2 separate regions of the Mus musculus genome follow, and region 2 is linked to region 1. Evidence: chromatin loops called from intact Hi-C (ENCODE). Cell type or tissue: gastrocnemius. All regions are shown on one strand. Each heading gives the region's core, and the rest is flanking DNA. Links, peaks and the distances in the headings are about the cores only. Region 1 holds the start of Zfp574 (zinc finger protein 574). Region 2 holds the start of Rabac1 (Rab acceptor 1 (prenylated)).

The links. A loop is a pair of places that touch in the nucleus more often than their neighbours do. Peaks named below come from ENCODE experiments on the same cell type or tissue, not always from the same donor. Only the 100,000 strongest peaks of a DNase experiment are listed, where the experiment ranks them.
Region 2: a loop joins it to region 1, with 6 times the contacts of the local background. A loop is called at or near these places in 3 of 42 quality-filtered maps.

What each region holds. Positions count from the first base shown.
Region 1 is chr7:25,072,192-25,080,983 of GRCm38, reverse strand. It overlaps Zfp574 (zinc finger protein 574), which reads right to left and starts at 4,177. Exons shown (of 2, transcript NM_175477.5): 1 at 3,502-4,177; 2 at 1-1,449. The coding sequence starts at 1,429. Grik5 (glutamate receptor, ionotropic, kainate 5 (gamma 2)) reads left to right here and starts at 8,615. Exons shown (of 20, transcript NM_008168.2): 1 at 8,615-8,792. In gastrocnemius, for the core only: no CTCF peak of the experiment used is centred there; DNase peaks (open chromatin) are centred at 3,876, 7,824, 8,121 and 8,514; H3K4me3 peaks cover 4,069 bases; H3K27ac peaks cover 3,806 bases.
Region 2 is chr7:24,966,948-24,975,739 of GRCm38, reverse strand. Rabac1 (Rab acceptor 1 (prenylated)) reads left to right here and starts at 3,012. Exons shown (of 5, transcript NM_010261.2): 1 at 3,012-3,213; 2 at 3,426-3,638; 3 at 3,882-3,979; 4 at 5,552-5,653; 5 at 5,731-5,990. The coding sequence starts at 3,158. The coding sequence ends at 5,819. It overlaps Mir7046 (microRNA 7046), which reads left to right and starts at 5,665; the gene lies at 5,665-5,730. In gastrocnemius, for the core only: CTCF peaks have their summits at 293 (motif pointing right), 3,069 (motif pointing left) and 4,301 (motif pointing right); DNase peaks (open chromatin) are centred at 3,028, 3,629, 4,277, 5,771 and 1 more place; H3K4me3 peaks cover 2,251 bases; H3K27ac peaks cover 2,080 bases.

The DNA.
Region 1 (8,792 bases), core at 584-8,583:
CCCGGCTACACAGGAGGCAGCGGTAAGAGCCTGGAGCTGCAGGCTCGGCTGAACTCTCCTCACATACGGGGAGCTCTGGGGCCTCTAGCTCTCCGGTCTCTGCAGGGGCTGGCTCAGGAAAGCTAATAGCAGGCTCCTCTGGTGGAACTGGTGTTGTGGGCAAAGGGACACCTCCTGCTCCGTGGGTACGCCGGTGATAAAGGAACTTGGTGAGGTTAACAAAGGTCTTCCCACAGGGACACGAATGCAGAGGATTCGGGGTATGGGCTCGCCGGTGGGCCAGGAGGAGGGCTTCGGTGCCAAAGGCTAGGCCACAGTCTACACACAGGAAGTGAGACTCACTGCTATGGTCACCAAGGTGCTGGTCCAGACTAGAAGGGCTAGGGAAGACACGACTGCACAGGGGACACTTAAAAACACCCTCCCGGTGACTCCGAAGGTGCTGCTGTAGCTGGTGGGGTGAGAGAAAGAGCTGGTCACAGGCAGAGCAAAATAGTTCCTGGGTGGCCGCCCCACCTGACTCTCCACTGTTGTTCCTCCTTGGCTTCCGTCCCCTGCGGTCTCGCCCAATGGCCTCCCCATTTCGCAGCTCATTCCGCAGCTCATAACTGTGATCAGAGGCTGGCAGGGGTTCGGGCTGAGACACTGCTGCCTCAGTGGGTGAGGGGACCTGGGTTTCCTGCTGTGTGGCAGGCTCCGCAGCCTCCGGGACAGGAGCAGGGAAGTGGGTGGCCTGGTGCTCCAGGAAGTCAGCGGGCATCTGGAAGAGCTGGGAGCACTCGGAGCACTTGTAGAGGAGCAGCTCCACTTCTGTCACCATCTCGGTGGTGGCGGCCACAGACGGAACGGCCGCCCCCTCCCCACCCTCTTCTGCTTTTCGGTATGAATGTTCCACAGCCACTCGAGCCTGGCCCACAGGAGGGCCCAAAACAACTGGGGACCCCAAGACGACAGGAGCAGGAGCCTTGTTGGGCGTGGCTCTGAGATGCGTCTGGCGATGGCTAAGCCACATCTCTTGGCTGGCGAACAGAGCCTTACAGTCCACACACTCATAGTGGATGGCGCTGGAGCCCAAGGGGGGCACCTTGGGTGGTGGCTTGGCTGGCACTGCCTCCTGCGGTGCCATCATCTTCAGGTGTAGCTCCTGGTGCTCCAGGAGCTGGCTGGGGGACAGGAGCAGTTGCCCACACTCAAGACACTGGTACTGGCTCTCTTGGATGAGGGTCTGATATAGGCCTGTGCCTGAAGCAGCCTCTGTGGCCACTGTGACTCCAGGGTCAGCCACGCCCACCAGCTCAAAGTGCTGCTGGGGCACGTGGGAGTTCTGGTGCACAAGCACCTCCTCCAAGGATCCATAGAGCTGGTTGCACTCAGAGCAGACATAGCGGTGCTCAATGTACAGGACCGTCTCTTCACTCTCCTCAGTCATGGCAGCAGCAAGGCCCTGGGCTGAGAGGAGGGAAGGCAGCGACAAGTCAATCCTCCGGGGTATTTTATTCCATCCAACTTCTTCATTACATTTTCCCGCTCCAATGCCCTCCCTAATAATCCTCCTTGCCTGAACATAGGAACAGCCAACACGAATTTCTCCAATGGTCTTGTCCCAGGGACTTTCTCCCAAAGCTCCCAGCTCATTTAGCTTGCATTGAACACCAGCTCCTATGACCTCAATCCTCTCTATTTCCCATACCTCCAAACTGGTTCCCAAAGCCCTGTCCATCAAACAGGAACCTGTCTCCTTCCAATGCAGACTGTCCTTTGACTCCTTACCACTGCATGGGACAGTATTCCTTTGCCAAGCTACTTGCAGAATCCTCAAACACTCTCATGGCCTGTCCCTCCAAGCTGCACTCCTACATAGACTCTGCCTTCTGGCAGGCTCACAAACTTCTTTTCACACTCAGACCACTCAAGCTGGTGTCCAAGCCAACTGGTGGCACTGGTGGTCTTGCCACCCAACCTCTGCTAACCACCAATGCCCAGGTTCCTCACATCAAGTTACCCGGCTACCAAATTTTCTCTCACTGGCTGAACCCATCTCCATACTTTCCCACCTTAACCACTTCCTGATACTCAGACTCTTTAAAACAAGTTTAAACTAATCATATCAAGATCTTCTCAGCTGGGCAGTTCATGCTTTTAATTCCAGCCCTCTAAGGCAGAGTCAGGCAGATTGCTAGGAATTCACAGCCAGGCTGATCTACATAGTTAGTTCTGGGACAGGCTGGGCTACATGGAGAAACCAAAAGGGAAAAAGGCCCACCACAGGATTACCCTTTACCCGGAAGGTCCATCTCCACCAAAGTCTAATCCGTCACAGCCAGATGCGTCTCACCTTTCTGACACACCCCTAGAGTTTTCAATCACCCTTTCTCTCCACCAAGACCAAGTGTGCTGTGCTACTGCCCCAGCACACTGTCAGCTATTCACACTGACTTAACTCTAACTCATCGAGGAATGCCTATGTGCCTCCTCCCCAACCAACACTACCCTTTTTTGCATAAGGGTCCAGGCCAACCTTAATGAACTCAGCTGAGAACCCCGCTACTGAGTATAACCTAAACCTTTTTTTTCCCCTCTGAGAAAAGACCCAAATTCATCCTAACGCACTCCAGGGATTTTCAGATCCCTATTTCATACTGACTGAATTTCTCCTTTTTTGTAATCTTGGCCAGGAATAGCTGGCCCATCCTTCACAATTGCTTAACCTTTCACCTATCTCACTCAGGGTTTCCAATGTCTGTCACTTAGAAACTCCATCTGTACTCAAACCCTGCAAAAAGAGGTCCTCTTCATACTTAAACCTTCTCACCAGCAAACAACTATGGGGATACCCAAATCCCCCAGAGTTATCAATATGGTACATCCCCAAAATTCCTAGACTGCTCTCTGTAGCACACATCTCTGTCTCTCCAACTACACCCAAGATTGCTCGAATATTCCCTTTGGCCTACTTACCTGTATCTAAAACAAAACAATCCCTCCCCTCTAGCTCAACCTATTGAAACCCGTAAGAATAAATAAAGACCTCTGTCAATACTTTCCAAGCCCCACTTTCATGCGTTTATCGGTCTTCCTTGTCAGCATTACTCCGTTTTCCACACCTGATCCCTCCCTTCGCTCTAAAGATACCTCAAAAACCTCTTCTCTGCCTCAGCTCTTTCCAGGCAGAAATCGATTTTCCTCCCTGCGTTAATTACCTCCTTTCTCGGGCCAGCTCCCCACCCCGGCATCCATGAGTCCTCTAACCGTCCCCTTTCGATTCTGATCCCCATCCCAGCGCACCCACCCGTGGCCCCGATACCCCATGCAACCAGAGAGCCCTCCGGCGAGGCAGCTCTGGGACCTCCCCTTCCCGCCAAGGTCGGCCCCCGGCCTGCAGCCCGAGCCCTGCCCCTCCTCACTCAGCCCCGCACTCAACTCCAGTCCCCCATCCCACCCGCCGTCCCGGCACAGCCCCCGCCCGGCCCGCGCGCCCAACGGCCGCTCCGCTCTCCGCACCCGGGACGCGATCCTTCAGGCCTTCATCGTGCAGGCCGAATGACGCAGGCAAGCCGCCGGGTGGGGCCGGACCTCTGCGCTCCGGCGGGGACTCACCCGCCTCGGCCGTCTCGCCGGCCCCAGGCCGGGCTACGGGCTTCAGGTCCCTTTGCACCGCCACTCTAGCGCCGCGTCCTCTCTAGCGCCCGTCGTCTCGCCTGCTCCGCAGCCTCGCTCTCACCCCAGGCCGCCCTCAACAACGCTCCTCCCACCTTCCGCCTGGGCCGCTGCGAAGAACTGCACAATTCGCCCAATCATCGGCTGTCTGCCCCTGTCATTAGACCAATCGATGCTCAGGTTTCCTGAAGCCTCGACCAATAGAGCGGAGGGGTGGGATCGCGCAGCGCCCAGCCAATCCTTTAGCAATGTTCCCTCGCTGGTCGGCCTCCAGGTGGATACTACCCGCCTCTTTAATCCTCCCTGGAGGTTCTTCCTCTTCCACCTCTTCTCGGATTCCGCCTTTGATAGCTCGAAAGGGGAGCGCTGAGCGGAGAGGGCGCGATGACGTCGGGAGGCGGGACGAAGCTGGAGGCGCCATCTTGGGGGCGCCTGACAAGCTAGGCGTAGGGGATTCGGGCAGTGTAGGCTGTAGAGACACGCAAAGCCCTGGAGGCCGGCGGGTTACAGTCAAGGATCCCTGAGGGCCAGTGGCAAAAAAAAAAAAAAAAAAAAAAAGAGACACCACTCGGCGTGAATGGGAGAGGAAACCAAGCAGCAGCAGTCACACAGGGCAAAAGGAACAAAACAAGGCTTAAGACTTTTTTTTCCTATTAAGAGGATGAACGGGGAAATCGAGGAAGAGTAGAATGGAAACAAGATGTCAGGAGAGGGAGTTTAGAGGAAGAGGTACGTGACAGGAAGTGAGAAATGGAAGGAGAAAGGAAAAGCCCCGTTAGTAAGGTCCCTTGGAAGAAGCTGAGGGTGTGGGGTGGAAGACCTGAAGAAGGAAGTTTATGGGATTTGTAGTGGATCGAGTCAGTTGTTCTTGTTTTTGTTTGAGGCATGGTCTGGCTTTGTGAACAGGCTGGCCTCACAGAGATCCGCCTGACTCGGCCTCTCCTGTTTTGAGCATTAAAGGTATCTTTCCAGGTGACTGCCCTTCCACACAGTTACAGTTAAGGACCCCTAGGCATGGGAAGAATTTCCTGGGAAAACATGAAGTTCCAGGCCAGCCAGGGAGATGGTTCAGCGCGTAAAGCCACATGCTAAGCCTGATCTGGAGTTTTGATTCTGGGATCCACAGGGTGAAAGGAGAGAACTGACTCTTGTAAGTTGTTCTCTGACTTCTGCATATACCAGAGTGTGCATACATGAACATACACACACACACCTGAATGTAATATGGTAGCGAGTGACTGAAGAGATCCAGTATCCATATTTGGACTCCACACAAGTACACCACAGTTTTCAGGAAGCTCCCTCTTGAAGCCAAGGTTAAGGGAGTTATCAGAGGTGCATCTGGTTGGTCAAACTGTCCCCCGTTTCCCCAACTGAAGCTCAGAAAAACTAGGAGGGGTTTGAACACAGAACCACAGGTAGGTCTGAGTCTCCAGTTGTCACCATGTGTGTGCCCTCCTTTGGATGTCTAGCTGGATGTCTTCTTACTGGACTCCCTAGCAAGTATACCTACATGTTCTAACTAGGCTGCTTATCCTGGCCCTGGTACTTCTTAGCTGTGACTTTGGGCAAAACAACTCCACTCTGTCTCAGGTTTAGTTTTTTTTGTTGTTGTTGTTGTTGTTTTGGTTTTTTTTAGTTCTTCGAGACAGGGTTTCTCTGTATAGCTCTGGCTGTCCTGGAATTCACTTTGTAAAACAGGCTGGCCTTGAACTCAGAAATCCACCTGCCTCTGCCTCCCGAGTGCTGGGATTAAAGGTGTGCGCCACCATACCCGGCTTTTGTTTTTGTTTTTATCTCTGAAAAGGGATGCTAGTCTTTGTCCCGGGTTTTCGAGACACTAAGTAAATACTGCTATATAGAAATTAATTTTTGTTGGGCAGTGGTGGCACACACCTTTCCAGCACTTGGCAGAAGCAGGTGGATTTCTGAGTTAAAGGCCAGCCTGGTCTACAGAGTGAGTTCCAGGACAGCCAGGGCTACACAGAGAAACCCTGTCTGACACCCCCCCCCCAAAAAAGAAAATAATTGTTGAGACAGCATCTCTATGTAACCCTGAAACTCGTATGTAGTCCAGGCTGGTCTCAAGAGATCCCCCTGCTTCTGTCTGCCTGCTGGGATTAATGGCATGCATCACTACACATGGCTCGAGGACTTACTTTTAGTATCTGATTAGTATCTTGAGGTGCCTAGTGGTAACTGACATCCAAGTGTGTTAGGTGACAATGGAAATTCTGCCCAGTGCTTTTCATTCATTATTTAATTCTACCAGTCCTCTCAGAGACAGTTACCATGAGGTGCTAAGAAACAGGCCGGGAGAAGTCATGTGTCCAGGTTCCCACGGGGAGAGAAGAAAGCCATCATTCCACCCCAAGAGATGGTTCCCTAGGTCTATACTCAGTTCCCCGGTGGGTGGATTGTTTGGGATCAAAGGGTGAATGGTTGACTTCAGGAAGAGCAAAGCAAAGGATGGGGGAAGGGAAAGGGGGAAGGGGAAGACAGCAGATTTTTAAAGTAAAAGATTAAGGTAGGAGGTAGTGAGCCCTAAGGTTTGGGCCTAGCTGTTTGCTAGTGTAGTTTGGATTTGCCCTTGGGGTGAAATCGCCTGTGTAGGAGCCCAAGTGCAGACCAGACTGAGCTCTTGGCAGGCTCTGGGCCTGCAGGTAGTGTTTTGTTCCTGCTGAGGCCCCCTTTTCCCTCTTGAGGTCCCAGCTTAGCTTCTCAGGCTCCTCTCTCTAAAACCGCTCGGGCATCCCAACTTAATTTGGGCTGCCTACGTCCTTTCTCTGCAGAGGAAACCTGTTCGGGTCAGACACTGTGCTGTGGTAGCACTGGACTGGACCTTTTGGGACAGATTATGTTTAGAGAGGGTGGATAATACCATCCCTGGATCAGCAAAGATACGGAGAGGCAGGCATGAAGTACTGGCCTCAGGCTTGGCTAGAACGGAATGTGGGTGTTAAGGAGACTGTGGATGTTAACCCTAGAAGGATAAAGAGGCATGGACAAGTTTGGTGGTCCTACAGGGTCAGATATATTATGTCACATGTTGTTGGGCATGTCCCACGAAGTCAGAGCTCACCAAGCCAGACCTGCAATACTCTGAGTTGCCACGTGCCAACTGTGTGTGCGAGGCATGTGGTCACATGTGCTGGGGGCTGCACGTGAGAGTGTCAGTGTCTCCTCCCCATCACGAGCATGGGGGTGGTGGTGAGTCACGGGCTCAGCCTTCAGCGCCAACTGTCATGTTCCTTCCCCCCAAATTTCACCCCCCAACACACACACCCAGCCCTGCACCACCCACCCCCACTTGAAGATCTGTGTGGATTTTCTGTTCCATCCCCCTGCCCTTCTGGGCTTTCTCAGGGAGACGGCAGTATTCCTTAAGAAAGGGTGCTTCTCTCAGCTCTGCCATCTTGTCACCCCCTCCCACTGCCTCACTGCTCAGGTGACTAAAAGATGAGGGCCTCTTCTGGCTTCCCACTCATCTCCACGGGTCCCCAGGAGTTCTCTGTGCACAATGGAGAATCCCTTCCTCCCCTCAACATCTTGAGCCCGTTTCCAGAGGCTTCCCAGTTCTATGTCTCCCAGCTTGCCATGCCTGCCTCAGTGGTCCTCTCATGTCTATGAGCCACGTGACTGTCTCTGTGGGTCTCCTGTACCCATGGGGCTGTCTCCATCAGGAGACCTCTCCTAGCTTACTGGGCCCCGTGTATGCTTCCTGGTTGCTCCTTCTGTGTATGGCTCCCTATTCTGAGGAGTCTTTCTGTCTCTGGCCTCTGCCACCTTCAAACACCTCTGTGTCCTATATGCTGTTCTCTTGTCCTCAGGTGGCTTGCTTTTCCATGGCTGGCTTTCCTTGGCCTTGTGGAGTTTGTGGGCCTTGGCCCACCTCTCTTGGGTCTTGATGGCTGGCTGTCTCTTTCCCTGCATTTTTCTCCATCTCTGTAGTCCTCTCTCCCCATCTCTAGGCCCTTCCCTCAGTTCTCCCCACCAATGCCTCTCAGCTCCATGGGCTCCAGAATCCTGGGCTGCCTGGGCAGGGCGGTGGCATGGTGTGGTTGGAGGGGGTGGCCCCGGGGGTTGGCCCTTCATCCAATGCAGCTCGCTCTTCTCATCAGCATTCTCCTCGCAGGGCCCCCCAGCCCGACCAATACGATCTCCCCCTCCTCTGCTTCCCTCCCTCCTTGCTCCCTGCCTGCCTGCCTCCCTCCCTCCTGCCCGCCCTCCTCCCTGCCTCCCTCCCTTCATCTCTCCCCTCCACCACCACCACCACCACCATCACCACCACCACCACCACCACCACCACCCCACCCCCCCGCGCTCCAGGACTCAGCGCGGGCGGGCGGGCAGGCGGCGGCCTAGGAGGGGAGAAGGAGCAGTGGCGGCAGCGGTAGTAGCGGCCGGCAGCAAGGAGGCAGGCCCGGCTGGGGACACGGAGCCGCCAGCGGCTGCCGCTCACAGGGGACCAGAGTGTGCGGCCAGGCCCTCCCACCGAGAGCCGGCGGGCCCCGGGACACCCCACCCTCCTCCGCCTTCCCGTTCCACCTGCTTCTCTCCATCCTCTCCTCCCACCTCATCTCGCCACCTCGTCTGCCTCCCTTCTTGGTCTCACCAGGGCTGCCAGTTGCTCTGTCCTCGCTAGCCCCTTCATTGACCGGCCTCTCCTGGCCCTCAAGCATGTTTTTCCCGTGGGGACTGAGGGGTTGAGGACTCCCGGCCCTAGCCTCATCCAGGGCAGGGCCAAGGCTCTGGGGGGAGGGGGGGGAAGGGGGCGGCCCCCTCCCCCCCAGCAGGCCCTCCCCTCCCCCACTTCCCCCCGATGGCTGGCTTTCTTTTCTCCACCCAGTCCTCACCCCCAGTGCCCCCCCCAGGCCGGCCCGGCTAGGGGAGGGGGCGGGGGCCCTTTCCTGGGCCGGCTTCCCCCTCCCCCGGCTTTGCCTGTGCCCCCCTCCCTTCCGTTTTCACCTTCCTCTCCTCCTTTCCTCCCTCCTTCCCCTCCGTTTGCTCCTTCCCCCTCTCCTCTCTCCCCTTCTCTCCTCCATTTTCTCCTTTCCCCTTCCTCCCCTCCTGGCCCGCCCTTTGCTTTTCCACCTGTCCTTCCTCCCCGCTGCTGGGGAGACACCGTTTTGGAT
Region 2 (8,792 bases), core at 186-8,185, 100 kb after region 1:
CAGAGTGCGTGGATTAAAGGACTGCACCACTATCTCCATGGCATGGTTTTCAGGGTTGATTTTTTTTTTTAATTTAATTTTTTTAAGTAGGGTCTTGCAATGTAGACCATGCAGGCCTCATATTTTCAGTGATCTTCATATATCTCCTTCTCAAGTGTTAGGTTTACAGGCATATACCACCACTGGCATTCTTTGGCTGTTTAATTTTAATAGAAACCCAGAACCTAATTTCAAAGCATACATTGGGCATTTTGTATCCAACGGTGGAGGAAAAGCCCCATCTATTCCACTTCACTGCCACTAGGTGGCAGCAGCAATCCTTTTAATTTAACCATTGGACAGTTAAACCCCTTCCCTGGAGTTGAGCCTCCCAGCATGCCGGTTGAAGGAGGGCACTGGGCCGGTCAGCCTCCCAGCGCAGGGATCTAGGTCTGTGGCAAAGATGCTGTGGGCGTCTATGAGTGAGTGTGTCCCATGCCAACACACCAGAGCCAAACTGATTGTTATAGTTAGAGTTTCCATTGCTGTGAAGTGACACCATGACCGAGGCAACTCTTATAAGGACAACATCTAATTGGAGTTGGCTTACAGGTTTTGAGATTCAGTCCAGTATCATCACGGCAGGGAACATGGCAGCATGCAGGCAGACACGGTGCTAGGGAAGGAGCTGAGGGTTGTGTTTGCATCTTGATCTGACTGCATCCGGGAGAGATTATCTCCCATTGCCCACCCCCACACTATACACTTCCTCCAACAAGGCCACACCTCCTAATAGTGCCACCCTCTGGGCCAAGCATATGCATTCAAACCACCACACTGCTGCTGTGTGGTGCATATGCCTTTAAGCCCAGTTTCCCAGAGGTGGTGGCTGAAGGATAGGAGTTTGGAGGCCAGCTTGGGGCTACATAGTAAGACCCTAACACCACACACCCTGTGCCTCTGTGTGTGCATGTGTGCATGCCTGCATGCCTGCAAGTCCCCCTTTTCTCAAAACCATGATAAATAATATAAAGCTTTTAAAATAATCAAATGCTTGGGGGTGTGGCTCTGGTGCAGACTACTTGCCTACAAAAGCTCTGGGTTTGTTCTGAGCCCTGCATAAATAAGGTGACAAGATGCCTGTGATCCTTTCGTTGTTATTGTTTGTTTGTTTGTTTCTTTTTAAGACAAGGTTTCACTGTGTAGCCTTAGCTGTCCTGAAGCTCACTTTGTAGACCACACTGGTCGTGAACTCACAGAGATCCAACTGCTTCTGCCTCCTGAGTACTGGGATTAAAGACATGTGCCACCAACCCCTGGCCACATCTGTGATCCTACAGAATTCTTGGACTAGGAACAAAAATCAGAAGTTCAAGATCATACTATCCTTGCCTACAGAGCCATGGTAGAGAAAGAAAAAATAATAAAGCTGGCCATTTTCTAGCGGTGACCACCTGTAATCCCACCAGGTGGGAGGCAGAGAGGGGAGGATCAGCCATTCAGGGTTGGAGCACTTGGGGCTCTTTGTACTGTGACCTCTGGTGATCTCAGGACAAGACGATCCTGGGAGGGAGGAGTTGCATGGGCCAAGACCTCTCCTGGGACACCCACATACTCTGCTTCAATCACCTAGCACCAGGAAGGAGCATCCGCTTTGACAGAGGGACTCAGCACAGGACAGAAGTGGGGGAGGCCCCTTGAAGTCATGCAGCCGGCATTATGATCAAGGTCTCGAGTTCCTGTTAATATCTTCTGGCTTTTTCCCAGTGCCACTTGCTCTGGGAAGCACAGGAAAGAGCTCAGAGCCAAGTCCCATCTCCCACAGCCTTCTCGGATGTCTCCTACTACCTACTGACTCAAAACCCATCTAACGTGAGCCTCCTCCCTCAGGAACCTGAAAGTACCCCCTGCCTCATCACATCTCTACCTCAGGGTCCTCGCTTCCACTGTCCCAAAGGACTCCTTTCCCAGCTTCCAGACACCTATCCTAAAAATCCCAGTATTCAAATTTCTTACATTCTTTGAATTAGTTTGCCACTTTCTGCAACAGTGTTGCCTCTGGATCCCACTGCCTTCTCCACTGCCTTCTCCCGAAGCCCCGACTCCCACCAGGGCAGCAGAGACTTGAGGGTCATGAAATAGAAAGAATTTGCTTAGTCCTCTTAAAGAAACTGAATTGGTTCCCATAGCAGTCAAACCCAGCTGACTTTTGCCGCCAAACTGGTTTCCAAGGTTCTCTGTCTTTTCCAGTACTCTGGCCTTGTGGTGTCCCTCTTTAGTCTTTAGGCTAACTGTACATTTGCAGTCCTCCACTGATCTGAAGCAATGCTGGACCCCAAGTGGGAAACCCAGACACAATTTCCTGCTGAGTGGCCCATACTGAAATCCCAACCCGGAGGAGTTCCGTTCCCAGCACCCATGATTTCTAGACAGCTCATAATTGCCTGTAACTCCAGTTCCAGGAGCTCTAAAACCCTCTTCTGGTGGCACACACGCATAAACATATAAAAGTAAATCTTTTCTTTTAAAATGCAAACATTTATTTTTAAATCATGTGTATCTGAGTGTGGGTATGTGCACATGAGTATGTCTGATTGGCTAGAGCTGGAGTTTCGGGCAGTTGTGAAGCACTGGGTGTGGATGCTGGGAACCAAGCTATGATCCTTTGAAAGAGAAACAAGTAAGCCATCTCTCCTGTCTCACTTTCAAAGTAAATACTTTTAGGAAAGAAAAAGTAAATGAACTCTTTCCCAGACTTGCCCAGTTAGAATCAGAATATCTGAGTTTTCGAACAATGTTTTATTAAGCTCTCTCGAGCCAGAACGACAGCTCTGCACGGTCCACGGAAGTACGTTTCTGCCATTCGAACTCCCACAAAATCCTCTGTCCTGACAGTCCACCTGCTGTAGTCCACGCTGAGCCTCCTGAAACTACAATTCCCACAATGCCTAGAGGCTCCCGACGAGCTCTTAGCATACATCTCCCAAGATGTCTTGCGAGGCAAACCTGCCTCTTGACGCCACGATGACTACAACACCCACAATGCTTGGAGGAACAACTACCGCCCTCTAGAGCTCCCAACGACGCCACTTCCAAAGAGTCCCGGCTGGGGTGGGGCCGCCTAGGTGCTGCTGGGCTCCGGGCTATTTACAGCGGTTCTATCCACTGCAGTGCAGACATGGCGGCCCAGAAGGACCAGCAGAAGGATGCCGAAGGGGAAGGGCTGAGCGCCACGTGAGCAAGCAGGGTGTTACCCCCAGATCCGAGATGCAGGAGTCCCTCATCTCCTCAGAGGTCCTGGGAGGGACTCAGTCCTGTTGGCTCCCTCTCAGGACCCTTCCTCCTAGGGGTTCAAGGTCATGCTTGGGACCAGGTGTGCTAGAATCTGGGGTCCAGATTCTACCCTCTCCCTCCCTTCAGCTGCTCTGCTCTGCCCTGCCCATTAGGACCCTGCTGCCCAAGCTGATTCCATCCGGCGCAGGCCGAGAGTGGCTGGAGCGGCGCCGGGCGACCATCCGGCCCTGGGGCACCTTCGTGGACCAGCAACGTTTCTCGCGACCCCGCAATGTGGGAGAGCTTTGCCAGCGCCTGGTACGCAACGTGGAGTATTATCAAAGCAACTACGTGTTCGTGTTTCTCGGCCTCATCCTGTACTGCGTGTGAGTGCCTCTGCGGCCCCGCCCTCGATAGTCAGACCCCGCCCCCGGCTGCCAGGCCCCGCCCAGACCAGTTAGCCCACTTTGTCACTACAGGACCCGGTCAGTCTGTACTCCTGCATTCACCTGACCAGGATGTGGCCTTCGCTGGCCTAGAAGGACGTAACCTCAGTCTGTGTCCAAAGCTAGAGGGGCCTGGCTGACGCAGCCTCGGATACCTAACTCCTGTCTCCCACACTCTTCCAGGGTGACATCTCCCATGCTGCTGGTGGCTCTGGCTGTCTTCTTTGGCGCCTGTTACATTCTCTATCTGCGCACGTTGCAGTCTAAGCTTGTACTCTTTGGTAAGAAATCTCCTGCCCAAATGGCTCCTCGGGCCTTTCTGATCGTGGTCTCACGGAATGCAAACTTCCGAATAGTTGGGACCCAAGACGGCCCCCACCGAGCTGTCCACTAGAGTCACTTAACTTGGTCTTTAAGGGCTTAGACCCACCAGGTGCTCCCCTCCAGTCTCAGCTTCCCAAACCCAGAGAGACCCCAAAGCCCTGGCACCTCTGTCTCTTGTAAATGACTTAATCCAATTCCACTCAACCCCCCCCCCCCCCCCCCACGGAACGCATCAGCTGCAGATACCCACACTGCACACCAGGTGGCGACCTCATGCAGGCCTAGATCCGTGTTCCTTCCCAAGTCTTGGCCCTGATGATTCTCAGAGGGGAAGGCTGAGATCTGTAAGTCCGGTGGCCCCAGACTGTCACCAGGACCACTGGAAAGAAAGGTGTCAGGGAAGACCCAATGAGGGGAATCCAAAAGTTTCCGAGGAGACTTAAAATAAGTCTTTCATAGCCCAGCAAGCTTAAGGACCAAACAAAGATAGGCTGTGGCAAAGAAATAGACTGAAGCAGGTCAGAACTTGGCTTCTGCAGGTAGTGGTCACTAGGACATACACACTTTTCAGGCATAGGAGAGCGTGGGGCGGGGGTGGAGGAAATTAATATATATGTACTAGGGTTTAAAGAGTGTGTTGCTATGCCCTAGCCTTAAAAAATGTGTAATGCGGGCCCTCTGGAAGAATACGTGCTTTTAACTCCTGAGTCACCTTCTCCAGCCCCCACAAACCAAATTCTCGCAAGGTGCATCAAAGAACACATCCTTAAAACCAGAAGCTGGCCTGTGCCTCTAATCCCAGCACTTGGGAAGCTAAAACAGGAGGATTGCTACAAGTTCAGGATAAGCCTAGCCGGGCGGTGGTGGCGCATGCCTTTGATCCCAGCACTCGGGAGGCAGAGGCAGGCGGATTTCTGAGTTTGAGGCCAGCCTGGTCTACAAAGTGAGTTCCAGGACAGCCAGGGCTACACAGAGAAACCCTGTCAAAAAAAAAAAAAAATCAAAATAAGTGCCTAGAGAGATGGTTCAGCAGTTGAGTACTCAGTTGAGTACTGTTCTTGGTTTGGTTCCAAGCACCCAAGTCAGGTGGGTGCCCATGGCCACCTCCTCATGGGCACCTGATCTTGGGCACGTATGCGTGCAGGGCATATACACACAATTCAAAGAAATAAATCTTAACAAAGGAAAAAAGGGGACAAAAATCCTTAGGTCAGATTTGACTGTGGAGCCACCAGCCTGAGACTCCCGGTGACCAGGGTGGAACATCAGGCCCTAGTCTGAAGTGACCTGAGGGCTCCTGGGAGAGGTGAAGCTAGACAGCAGAGGTGGGGCAGAGGAAGGTTGTTATGGGGACAGGGGGCTTTGGGGAGGCAGGGTAGGGGCCAGGTATGGGAGACACTGATGTGAGGAGTCTGTATTATTACATGGAAGGTTCCAGAGTCTGTGACACTAGATGGGTGGAAAGTGACCCTGGACACTTGTGGGAAAGGGTCGGGTGGGAACGGCTACCTTACACCATCTGTTCCCAGGCCGGGAGGTGAGCCCAGCACATCAGTATGCCCTGGCTGGTGGCGTCTCTTTCCCCTTCTTCTGGCTGGCCGGTGCTGGCTCTGCTGTCTTCTGGGTCCTGGGTGAGTACAGGGTCTGTGTAGGGTGAGGCTGGGAGCCAGGCGAAAGAGCACAGCCTGAACCACCCATCCCCCTACAGGAGCCACGCTGGTACTCATAGGCTCCCACGCTGCCTTCCACCAGATGGAGCCTGCAGATGGCGAGGAGCTGCAGATGGAACCTGTGTAAAGTGTCCTCCAGGACCTGCCGGCCTCTCCTGCCGGCCGGCTGTCCCATCTCTGTCTGTTCTCGTCCTACCTGGCCTTGCTGCTCAGCTCCGAGCCTTCCACCTGAGGCCTCAAACCCAGGGAGGGGCTTTTGTCTTTGGAAATAAAGCTGTTACAATTGCTATTTGGCCAATACTTTCCTGGTATTTTCTCTTTTATAGGTAAGGAGAGGGGTTACTAAAACACGAGGTCTGAGGCTGGAGAGATGGCTCAGCCCCAGATGGCACTGGCTGCTCTTCCATAGGACCTGGGTTCAGTTCCCAGCACGCACTTGTACTGCACACACCCACCCACCCCCCCCCCACACACACCTAAGCATAATTAAAAATAAAAAAAAGTCAGCTGGGTGGTGATGGCACACACACATGCCTTTAATCGAAGCACTCAGGAGGCAGAGGTAGGGTGGATCTCTGAGTTTGAGGCCAGCCTGGTCTACAGAGCCAGGTCTGTAGGCATAGGTCAGGTATAGCTATATAGTGAGAACCCTGTTAAAGAAAGAGAGATGGAGGGAGGGAAGGCAGGAAGAGGACTATGGCCAGAGCAACCCTCCCAATGTGAATGAACCCGAACAGTTGGGGAGCAGCTGCAGGTCCTTTAAGGAGCCTGTCCTGGGCAGACAAGGCATCCGTTGCAGAGGCAGTGAGGAGGCAGCACAGCTGGCCTGTGACTTGGAGAAGCTTGGTGAGGGAGCCTGGACGTCGCAGGAAGCTTTGATTTTTCTCTTGAAGAGCATGAGAGAGTAAATTTTTTTTTGAGATAGGTTTCATGTAGCCCAGGTTGTCCTCAAACTCACTACATAGCCAAAGCTGGCCTTGGACTCCTGATCTTCCTGCCTCCACCTCCCCGGTGCTGGGATTACCGACATTCCGTGGTGCCCAGTGCATACATGCTCAGCAAGCATGCGGCTGGCTAAATTGGCTTGTTAGTAGAGCTTGCAGATTTGGCTGTACAGAGACCCTGGTGATGTTTCTGGGAGCCCTGAGGGACACAGCTAGGCAACCGGAGAGCAGGGAGTGGGGTCACCCAAGCCTTGCCATGCACACACACACACACACACACACACAGACACACACACACACACACACACACCTCCACAACATCGCCCTCTCAGGTCTATATCATGAGCTCACAGGGCACCCAGCAGTGCTGTGGAATCCTGCCTCGGTCATCCAAGCCTCCGGCCCAGCATGATAGCTGTGTGCCTGAAGCAAAGCCGGTGTGAGGTGTATGTGCAGAATGGAAAACCCAAGGACTGGAGGGATGACTCAGCGGCTAAGAGCACTTCCAGGAGCCTGAGCTTGGCTCCAGGCACCCACTCTGGGCATCTGTGACTCCAGCCCCAGAGGATCTGGCAGTCTCTTTTGGCCTCCACGGGTATCCACATGTACACATGCACACACACACACACACACACACACACACGTACACATAACTGAGATTGAATGCGAAACAGTAGACTTCAGAGAGTCCATGTGAAGGAGGTATACGATACTCATTACTTATGTTTATATATACCCCAGGTGGCACATCACATGCCTCCAATCCCAGCACTCAAGAGGCAGAGGCCAGCCTTGTCTCTATGGAGAGCTCCAGGACAGCCAGGGCTATATATTTGCACATATCTGTGCACATATGTACACATACACATCACATATACAGAGAGAGGTGGGACGCCCAGACTGACTTTCCGTGTAACTGCGCATGACCTTGAACTTCTGCTCCACCTGCCTCTGCTCCCGAGTTCTCGGGTGGAGGGTGGGCTTGTGCTGCCCACCACGCCTGGTTTCTGTCGTGCTGGGGAATTGAACCCAGGGCTTTATGCTTGCTAGGTGAGCACTCTACCACCCGGGGTATAGTCAGAGTCCCTCTTGTTAATAGTGATCATCTTGTTTGCTCTGCTGTGTGTGTGTGTGTGTGTGTGTGAGAGAGAGAGAGAGAGAGAGAGAGAGAGAGAGAGAGATGGGGGAGGGGAGAGTCTTATCATCTAGCCCAGGCTGGCTTGGACTTCACAGTGTAGCTCAGGCTGGCCTCAGCTTTGTGACAGTCCATGTGCATGCATGTGTGCCTGTGCATATGTGTGAGTGCACAGATGCATGTATGTGTGTGCCTGTGCATGTGTGTGAGTGCAAAGCACGTGTTTGTGTGTGCCTGTGAATGTGTGTGAGTGCACAGATGCATGTATGTGCGTGTAGCTTTGGCTGTCATGGAACTCGCTCACAAAGCTGTCACAGTGTAGCTCAGGCTGGCCTCAGCTTTGTGCCTTAGCCTTCCAAGTGTTAAATTACAGACAGGTGCTACCACCCCAGATCAGGATAATGTATATTGGAAGAAATGTTATTTTGGATATATTCAGTAAAATTGTTCATTTGACTTCACATGTATGTAGTATGTGTGCATGTGTTCGAATGCATAGGTACATATACATATATGTGTATGCCTGTGCATGTGTGTAAGTGCACAAGCACATGTATGTGAATGCCTGTGCATATGTGTGAGTGCACAGGCATGTGTATGTGCGTGCCTGTGCATGTGTGTGAGTGCACAGATGCATTTATGTGCATGCCTGTGCATGTGTGTGAGTGCACAAGCACATGTATGTGCGTGTAGCCTTTGCTGTCATGGAACTCGCTCTATACACCAGGCTGGTCTCAAACTCATGGAGAGCTCCCTGCCTCTGCCTCCCCAGTGCTGGACCACCACGTCTGGCAAATCCCCACTTTGCTTTGTGAAACAGGATCCCTCATGGAAACTGGGTCTCACTTATTTGGCAAGACTAGCAAGACCAGGGATCTTCCTGTGTCTGCCTGCTCAGCACAAGGATTACAGACCATGTCCTCATAACCAGCTCTTTACATGGGCCCAGGGGATCTGAACTCAGGTCCTCAGGCTTCGGCTGCTAGCACCTGACTCACTGAGCCATCTCCCCAGCCCCAAC